2 separate regions of the Homo sapiens genome follow, and region 2 is linked to region 1. The links are chromatin loops, found by intact Hi-C in ENCODE. Cell type or tissue: dorsolateral prefrontal cortex. All regions are shown on one strand. Region 1 has its middle 28 kb from the start of TRPM1. Region 2 overlaps TRPM1 (transient receptor potential cation channel subfamily M member 1).

The links. A loop is a pair of places that touch in the nucleus more often than their neighbours do. Peaks named below come from ENCODE experiments on the same cell type or tissue, not always from the same donor. Only the 100,000 strongest peaks of a DNase experiment are listed, where the experiment ranks them.
Region 2: it touches region 1 in a loop (3-fold over the local background); 5 of 110 quality-filtered maps call a loop at or near these places.

What each region holds. Positions count from the first base shown.
Region 1 is chr15:31,126,891-31,131,890 of GRCh38, forward strand. It overlaps a transcript of TRPM1 not described here. Among named protein-coding and RNA genes, the nearest start is that of TRPM1, 28 kb to the left of the region's middle. In dorsolateral prefrontal cortex, CTCF peaks have their summits at 2,581 (motif pointing left) and 2,784; DNase peaks (open chromatin) are centred at 2,117 and 2,551; H3K4me3 peaks cover 518 bases.
Region 2 is chr15:31,078,439-31,083,438 of GRCh38, forward strand. TRPM1 (transient receptor potential cation channel subfamily M member 1) reads right to left here. Exons shown (of 28, transcript NM_001252024.2): 2 at 2,915-3,000. The coding sequence starts at 2,917. Among named protein-coding and RNA genes, the nearest start is that of MIR211, 16 kb to the left of the region's middle. RefSeq lists enhancers at 1-201, 202-732. In dorsolateral prefrontal cortex, no CTCF peak of the experiment used is centred here; a DNase peak (open chromatin) is centred at 2,267; H3K4me3 peaks cover 545 bases.

The sequences.
Region 1 (5,000 bases):
CGGGAGGTGGAGGTTGCAGTGAGCTGAGATCGTGCCACTGCATTCCGGCCTAGACGACAGAGTGAGATCCTGTCTCAAAACAAACAAACAAACAAACAAACAAACAGAAATGCATTTGCCTTATGATATTCATAACTGTAGAAGTTAATGGAAAGGGTGCTAGTATCCCCATTTCTCAGCTGGAGAAATCAAGGTGTTAAGCAATTTACCCCATGAAGCTGGTTTGTGAAGGCCCCAGGCTGAAGTCTTGAGATTTCTCATTCCTTCTGGGTTTCTAGGTGATTCCTGACCTTGACTGTGGAGAAGAGGCCATTGCAAAGCTTATCTCGTGGCATCTCCAAGGATGCCCAGTCAGTTTGTGTATGTTTCTCATTCTCTGCTACTTGGGGCCTCTTGTGGGTAGCTGCCATCTGGGTGCAATTCAGAGTGGCCAAAGGCCTACCAGTCCCCAGGGGCAGGTGGCCTTTAGTTTACCAGAAAAGCATCTTAACCGCTGAGTTTCCGCAGAAGGCAGAATTCTGAGGAGAAAGGCTCAGACAGGGGAATTCAAAACAAAGCCAAATAACACAAGAGAATTCAAAATTCCACAAGAGAAAAATGTGGTGAAAGTGGGAAGGTGGCCCTGTGGCAGCTGAGGGCAGCCCAGGACAGGGAGGTGGTGAGGCTAACATTCCGTTTGGGTTCCACTGTCGTTCTCAAACCTTCACTACAACTTGACCTCACACAGCTTCCTCAGCTAAGTCTTGTTTTGTGGAGTCACAAAGAGCTCAGTTCCATACTTGGGTGGGACAGGGTGGCGAGAAGGCAGAGCTACCAGAGCTTCAAGAGGCGCTGGGTGGAAGGGGTGGAGGGTGAGCATCTAGATCTCACAGGAACCAGCAGTGACTGTGAAACGAGGGCAGCCAGGGAGCCCCAGAAATGAGGCAGGCGCTCGGCTCCCAGAGGATGAGAAACAAGGACGCGAACCAGTGGGGTTTAAGTGTTAAAGCGATGCCAAGGGGCCTGGAAGTGGAGGTCCCTGTAGCTCGTGGGGTCTGTGCCTGGAGTCCAGGAGAAAGCGCTGGCATTCTTTCCCTCGACTCAGAGAGGTGGTAACTTGGCTGACATAGCAGAGCTGGTCCAAGGCAGAGCCAGGGCTGAAACCAGATCTTTATTATCTGGACTGGATCTTTATTATCTGCAGACTTTGACCTGTGCCTCCCCTCCCCGCTCTGCTGACCAGTGCGTTAACCACAGCACACAGGGTAAGGGCTCCCCTATTCCCATGAGCTCAGGATTGGTGACTGTCTCTGGGGGCAACCAACCCACTGGCACCCAGGAGCAATATTTACAGTATTCAACAATCACTATCAATCAATGTTCAATAGTTAATGACTGTGGGGTGAGAACGCCATCCCCCTGTCCTGGGCTGTGCCCACCGGCTGCCGTGGAGCTCTGACCCCTCCCACATTTTCTAGCCTGCCCGTCTCTTTCGCTTGTGGGCTGCATCGTCTGTCTTTGTTCTGAATTCTTCTCTCTGAGCCCTGCTCCTGACTCATGAACCATAAGGGATGCTGGTCACCTGGCCGGCTGCACAGGTGCACACCCCATATCGCCAGGAGGGTGCCCAACACCACCCCCAAGCCTCGGGAGCTCTTTGCATTCTTATTTCAGGTGCCACAACCCCCTTCCTGCTCACAACTGGGGGAGACGGTGCTGGATGGGGATGTGCCAGGGATTCTCTGCTTCCAGAGCCATGAAGCCACCGCATCACTGACGGGCATAGGCAGACATGCAGAGGCAGCCCCAACACACCCCATACCACTCCAGACAGGCTCTCCACTCAAGACAAATGCCAGGGCTGGCCCCTTGGGTGGGCGACCTGTGCAGGCTCATGGGGCCCTGCCATCAGAAACCTGCATTTGGTTTTATACTTTGCTGTTGCCATCTTGAAATTCTTTACAATTTTTGAACAGAGGGCCAGCATTTTTATTTTGCATAGAACTCAGCAAATTTTGTAGCTAATTCAGATGAAAGCCCCCCCGCTCCGGCTTCCAGTCAGAGGTGGCTGCATCACTGCACTGGTTGAGAGTGCATCATCTGCGCTTCCAGCCAGTGCTGATGGCCACATGCCATTCCGGTGGCAGCCTCCTCGGGAGCTTGCAGGAGGGGAAAGGAAGCCTGCTGGAGGCTCACGAGTCAAAGGCTCAGTCACAGAGAATGGCATGTGGATCAGCCTTTGGAGCTTCGTGTAGCGCTGTTTTTGGACAAGTGCTGTGTCATTTCTCCACTGTGGACTGTGGTCAGGAGGAGCTGGAGCTGGGCAGGTCCCTTGTCCTGGAAGCTCGGTCTTGAAGGTTGGCAGGACTAGACATGGCAGGTGATCCTAGGTCAAGTACTGATGGTGCCAGTGCCACAGCAACAGTGCTGACTTGTGCTTACTGCGCAGATCTGTCCAGTAAGGGACCCGGGCCGCCTGGCCCTTTCCACTTTGGGTCATTTGGTGGGACCCTGCAGGGTTACTTCTCTTGCAGCTCCGTTGACAGAACCTCACCGCCTATGAGCCCCGGTTTCTGCCCACTCAGCTCTCTGCTGCCCCCACCTGGCCGCCTCCAGTGCCGACCTGATACTCAGCTGTAGTTTGTCAACTTTCTGAAAAATACATGAAATTGCTGCTATCTGACTATTTTGACCTACAAAGATGGCCATTTTAAGTGGTTCAACATAATACCATTGCTTAGAATGGTCTTATAAATGGGAGCAGAGGGATAGAAAGGAGTAAAGGCTGTGTGTATTACGGAGAATCCTGGCATACAACCGTAGTATATGCTAAACATAGCCCAGATGTTCGTGTCAGCTGTCTGTGGTCACTTTGGGGGCATCTGACACCCGTGTGTGGTTCCCTCCTTGCCCAGGTATTACAGAACACTGGACAGTGAGTGAAAGCCCACTGTGGACCAATGGCCATGGGTTCCGGTAGGCCACCTTGGCAGAGAAGAGAGAATATGTGAAATTCAACCAGTGGCTGACTCTGTCAGGGACATTCTGCAGACTCCACATGCTCTCTGAGCCTTAGTTTTCCCATCTGTGATTTGGAACCAAAGCATCCACTTCCTCCATGTCCTGGGCAGGGCTGGTCTTCAGCAGGGATGCTCTTCCAGGACAAAGACATCAGGGTGTTCCATACAGATCGGGAAGTAGCCACTGCTCAGAGCTGCCTGGGTGGTGTGGCTCCCCTGAAACTCCTGGACACATCTTCATGGCCCAGCAACTGAAGGGTTAATGCCGGGTGCATTGGGACCTCCAGGACCTGCCCAGTGTCTTACCTGGCATCTGACCTTTGTGCACCCCACCCTGCTATTTACAGGGTCAAAATGAGAAGCAAAAGAGATCATAAAACCACCTTTGCAAAATTTGTAACTGAGGAAGTGATGACAGTGAAAGAGACCTGACCTAACCGACTCCATCTTGCTTCTAACCTCCAAACTGTCCTTGTTCATTCCTGGGTGTAGGCTGAACTAACTTTGGGAGGAACTTAGTTTATAGTTTAACTTTGAAACAAAGATGATAACAGCCCTTTTCGAAAACAAATCCTCTTCTTCCCTAGGGACCAATCTGCCTTCGTAGGACTAACAAATTAGCTACAAGATTAGAAATAAGGTTCAGGAGTCATGAAGCCAGAGGCTGCAAGATTCCAAACCTCCTCAAATTGCTTCTGGAAATAACACCACTGTTGTAAAACCTAAGATGAGTGCTTGAGATATTTTGTAGACCCTGCATTCTGATGCACCAGCTGATGCCACCCAGACTGGTGGTAATCAGGTTCATCTGGTCTTGTGGCCCCCACCCAGGAACTGCAGTGTGGGAGGACAGCTTTGCCCCTCTATGATTTCATCTCCAGTCCAACCAATCAATGCTCCGCACTCCCGGGCCCGCTACCTGCCAAATTATCCTTAAAAGACCCTAGTCTCCGAATGTTCAGGGAGACTGATTTGAGTAATAATAAAACTCCCATCTCCCGTACGGCCAGCTCTGCGTGAATTAAACTCTCTCCATTGCAATTCCCCTGTCTTGATAAATTGGCTCTGTCTAGGCAGAGGGCAAGGAGAATCCGTTGGGCAACGGTTACAAACAGGCACAGAAAAAAGATGTGCAAATCAGTAGTCCTTCTTATCTGCAGTTTCACTTTCTGGGGTGTTATCCAGGGTCAAATAGAAAACTCCAGAAACGGACAATTCATAGGTTTTAAATTGCATGCTACTCTGCCCTGTCTTGGGCATGAATCCTCCCTTCATCCAGCCTATCTGTGTTGTTTACACCAACCATCAGCCACTTAGAGCGACTGTTGCGGCAGCACAGTGCTTGTGTTCAGGTCAGCCTTGTGCTACTTAATCACAGCCCCAACGCGCAAAAGTAGTGATGCTGGCAATTCAGATATGCCAAAGAGACGAGCGCAGTGCTTCCTTTCAGTGAAAAGGTGAAAGTCCTCAACTGAAGGGAAAAAAGCATATGCTTAGTTTGCTAAGATCTACAGTAAGAACGAATCTTCTATGTGTGAAATTATGAAGAAGGAAAAAAAAATGTGTGCAAGTTTTGCTGTCGCACTTCAAACTGCCAAAGTTTCGGCCACCATGTGCGATAAGAGCTTAGTTAAGATGGAAAAGGCATTACATTTGTGGGTGGAAGACATGGACAGCGATGTGTTCTGATTGACAGCCATCAGGTTCAGTACCAGCTACCCTTTCAGGCATCCCCTGTGGATGAAGGGGGGACTGCTGTAGTGGCAGAAACATTCTCTGATCACTGGTTAGACTGGAGGGGTCAGAGAGGGGTCCGGGGAGATAGTGTGAACCCAAGGGAAGTGAGAGTGGGTGGAAGCAGTGAGTGGGTGGCCAGGGGAGTCAGGGCACTTGGGCCCCCAGCTGTTTTCACACTTCCAGCACCAGGCTCGCCCCCACCCCCCTGCTGCCCCCTCTCTGGGCTCTCTGTGAGTGTAGTTCCTACCACTTTTATTTTTTTTC
Region 2 (5,000 bases), 48 kb before region 1:
GTTACTTGGCTTTTTGAATAATAGAAATGATGAAAATTCAAACCTTCCTCAGTAGCCTTCAAAAAGCAACACCGTACACTTTTCTCTGTAAATAATTTAATGACTGTTTAAAAACAACATCGCTGGCCTCAGAGGTTGGTGCTTTTGTGCTAATGCAAGGGAGGCAGGCAGTGTGGGCTCAGGGGAGAAAGAAAGCATGGAGCGGGAGCCTCTGAAGCCCCGCCCTGCCCTTCTGTTTTGCACTTTTCCCGTCTGTTTCGCACTTCTCCAGCGCAAGACAGCGAAGCCCAGCACCTGCTGCCTGGAAAGAAACTGTGCTTTTCCCCTTTGCATCTCATGCCTTACTTCCCAGAGAAGCTGGGAAGCCCTTGTTTTTTATAACATAGGGGTTGCAGTATTTGGACTATATGACAACTAAAGACAAGAACTCTAAACAAAGATTGAACTCCCATGAGTAGGTTACTTTTTCTGGAACATAGGATAGCAATTCTGAAGCTGTTTTTGTGTCCTCTAGGACTGAACAAATAAATTAATACATTGCAGATGATTGGAGCTGGGTTTCTCACTGCTGGAGAAAGGAGTTACAAATATGGAAAGTGGGGAAGGTCACAATGAACCTTGTAGCACTGAGCTAAAATTAAAGTTATCAGTGTGAACTCATGGTTTGTAATATATAGAGACAGGTATAAAAACAGATATAAATGTATGTGTGGTCCCTGTCTATACATATACACATATATAGAGATATAACATATTGCATTAATTAACTATGGAGTAACAAAACAAATTGCCCCAAAACTTAGTGGCTTAGAATAACAAACAATTATTATCTCCCAGTTTCTATGGACCAGGAGTTGAATGTGGCTTAGCTGGGTGCTTCTGACTCTGGTTTCTCACAAGGATTTGACTGAGCTATGGGTGGGGGCTGTGGTCTTAAGGGAAGGAAGGAAACCTGGAAGGATCCGTTTCCAGGCTCACTCATGTGGTTGTTGGCCCAGGCCTCCCTTAACTCCTTGCCAGGGAAACCGCTCTCCAGGGCAGCTCACGAAGGGGCAGCTGACCACCCTCTGAGTGCGCAAGCAAAAGAGTGCATGCAAAACAGAAGCCAGGTCTCTTTATAACCTGGTGTCCAAAGTGACAGCCCATGGCTTTTGCCGTAGCCCATTCATTAGCATTGAGTCACTCAGTCCATCCCACACTCAAGGGAGGGGGTTACACAAAGCATGCATATCAGCAGGCAGGGACCTTGGGGCCATATGCCTACATACATATGCACATATGCATGCATGCCTGTATGCTTACACACTCATACATTCCCTGGCTCCCTTAATGGGCTTCACAATAACACTTCAATAGCAATGAGCATACTCATGCTCCAATACTGGTTTCCAAATACCATTCTCCACTAAAAGGAATCCAGGGCTGGGGCGGGGAAGTATAAGAAGAGCCTGGAACACCTTACTGTACCAGCAAGTGAGAAACTTTACTTTTGACATGGGAACATGCCAAAAGAACACAGTGGCTGCTTGAAGGGGCTCCCAGTGGCTTTCTCTGGGGTCCCTTCAGCATGAAAATAAATGACTACAATGAAGAATTATAACCTTTAGACTTAAATAAAGACCCATGGGTCCACACTGATATAAATACATATGTAAATAAACGCACAGGGGAGGGAGAAAGCTCTTTCTTCCAGTGGAAAGTCCCTATTAAATGTGGAAGGAATGATGGAATCCGACAATCACCATTTGGCAACCATCAAGAATCTCTGATGAATGCTAAAAGTAGTGGGTAAAAGTCTGAAGAGTAACAACGTATTTACATAATCTCAAAGTATTTCCCATGGATACTTATTAATTACAAAGGAGAAATTAGTAACTTGACAGTGGAGAATTCTGGGGAGAACCACCTAAAACAAAGTGCACATCGCCTGTCATGGAACAAATATTTATTATGAGGCTCTGGATAAAACGCACCAAGAGGAACAAAAGTGCCCAAAGTACATCATCTGAACCTGATCTGGAGGAAGGATCATCAGACAGCCCGAACTGAGGGCCATCCTACGAAATAACCCACCTGCGTTCCTCAAAAACGTCAAGGCCACGAAAAGACAAGGAAGAACTGAGGGAAGATTCCAGAGGCTGGACACAAGATCTGGCACTGTCCTTCCCTAGCCCCCAGGCCCCGCCCCCAAGTCCGCCCCCATCGTCCTCGACCCCGCCCCCTCACCCCGCCCCCTGTTACCTCTCACGGTCCCGCCCTCTCAGCCCGGTCCTCCAGGCCCCGCCCCCAGCCCCGCTCCCTCTCATAGTCCCGCCCCTCGTCCTTTCCCACACTTTCCCTGGCAGCCCCTCTCACCGCCCTAGGATAAGAAACCCGCGCTGGGGCGCTGTCCAGGAAACCTGTGCCAGCACAGCGTGGGGAATCAGAAACTAAAGCCCAGGCTCCGAGCGCTTAGGCTCAGGCCCCTCATCGTGAAAGGGGGAAACGCAGCCTGCCCTACAGGACTTAATGCCACCGGCGGATGAGGGAGCAACAACGTGCCCCTCGCTGGCTTTTGTGGCTAAGTCTGTTCCATCACAAGGGGTGTTTAGATGCCTCCTTCAAGGCAGGGCCCCCTGTCCCCCCCCTTATCGTGCCAATGAAGGTCATCTGTGATGACTCTGGGGCATCGGTCTTGCATTTTGTCCCCCAGATTCCGAAAAGGAGGGCTTTTCATGGTGCCGAGTGCCAGCCCTTGCTGTGGCTCGGCACCAGGGCAAGTGCAACTGGCGCCATGGCCCGAGCCAGGCTCAATCCACTTCCCTCTGCTTCACTGGAAATCCGTCTTTTCCTAATAAAAACGCTAGCATGTGACTAACGTACTTTCTCAGGGGGGGAGGGGGGGAAGGTGGAAGTGCTTTACTTAGGTATTAACCATGAGTTTTCAAAAAGTTGATATAAGGAAATAGCCTCAGTCCAGCACTGCAAGTTACTGCTGAGTCCTCAGAAATCTTCTAGAACCTACGAGGATAAACAAGAGGAGTAAGAGTCACTTTGCCTGCAGCCTCTTTCTTGGGAAGCAAGATGAACAAATCCTGCCCTCCCTTTGTTCCAGTCTCTGCTCTAATGTGGCCTCTTCACCAGGGCTCCCTGACTCCCCATCTACCCCAACCCCTGCGCTCTGTTCTCCATAAACCTTCTCCCCCACCTCCTGCCTGTCCCCTCCTCCCCAACCTCGCACCAAAGCCACAGAGGCAGCAGCCCCCTTCAGTTCTCTGCTGTATCCCCTGTGCCTCCAGGAGGGCCTGGCGAGAGCTCAACATCTCCTAATGACTCAGTGATTTACTCAACCTCCCGGTGGAGCAGTGCCACCTGCTCAGCCCTTGCTAATGCCACCTACAGCAGCAGAGCATTTGCCAGCAGGGCACACATGAAGTAAGCCAGGTCACCCCAGGAGAGGCATGGCTCACCTGGGGAGGAGCTTGGTCTCCTGAATCTGCTCAGAGGCAGTGTGCAGGTGAAAGGCAATGGGTGGAGGCCCCTCAGTCAAACTTTCCTCCTTCCCCTCCTGCCAGGCTCTGGGGCTGAACAATGCCAAGGTCATAACAAATGGCTGAACCCACCCTGACTCCTTACAGATTGGTCATGCAAGTTTCAGTGCAACGATAACGCCACTGCAGGGGAGACCCTGCAGGTGCCACCTGTCCTTGTGAAAGGAGAAAGCAGGGCTTCCTGTGGTTTGTTCACAAACCCTTCATAACCTCCCCACCCCCATTAGGTGAGATACTGCCCACTTGTGCAAAATATTCCAGTCCATCAGAAATGGTTATTTTGAATGCCTCTGTGCCGGATGATAGGAGCACTGGCACTGGAGATGGAAATCCCACTGAGATTTTAAGAGTGCTTGTCCCAGCTGGGAAGTCTGTCTACCCCGGCTGAGTGAAGGGACAGTGGAGGTCATACTGGAGGCGGACTGCTGGCACTGCCACCACGCCCCCAACCCCTCTGAGCTGTGATTTTCTCATCTCTGAAATGGAAATGGCTTTGAGTGGTTTTGAGCCTTAGCTGGGATCTTATCTGTACAGTATCTGGGAGGTACTAGATTTAAATGCAATCCTGGTCATTATCAAATATGACTGCCCTGCTGAGGACCCAGCGATTTTTCATCTGTAGCCAGGACCATGTGTCCATGAAGGGCCACGGGGAGGCTGCGGGAAGAAAGTCCAAGAGGAGTGGGCTGAAGGGCAATGGGAAATGTTCTGCCAGCTCTGTACTTATTTATTTTTTAAAGAAAGAAATATCTGCTACAAACATGGCCAAGGAAACCTTTGTACCATCTGGGTGGGGGTTGCTCAGGTGCACGTTGTCATGTTATTCTCTGGGCATTTACGTAGTTTTAGAGTGAGGGGGCCGAGGAAGTGTAGACAGCAAGTGTCAACCCCGAGGAGAAGTCTTCCCCTGAAGGGGAGCCCAGAAATGGTGGGAGCTGGAGTGGAATGAAGGGTCATGGGGGGCTTTAACAATGTGACCTTCTAGAAGGTGTTTACACACACAGGTGGGGGCGACCCACAAGGAGGGGTACAGGAAGGTGCAGGGGGATACCTTGAGAAGGCTGGACGGAGACAAGGAGGAAGGCTGCAAAGACACAGTGTGACTTTGGTCTGGGAGGACATGGCTCGGGGAAGTGGCTTCTGAATGTAAGAGCTGGTGTACTGCCGGGCGAGGCTCTGTTTACTCAAAGCCCTATGTCTTGGGCCAAAATTAACAAGCAAACCCCGCAATGAAATGAATGATGTGTGGACCAGTTTATCCAGAAGAAACTGCTTGTTTTGTGTATATATTTAGAGCAGACGACTCAAACTCTCATTCCCACAGCTACATGTGGCCCACATATGGGCTTGGTTGGAACCTTTTGTGAAAACTACATTTAGCTGCCATTATTAACCAAGAGGGAGATTATACTTATGGCTTCTCTTGAAAGCCCTCAGGATGTGGGAACGCTGGCTGGTGTCCTGGCACAG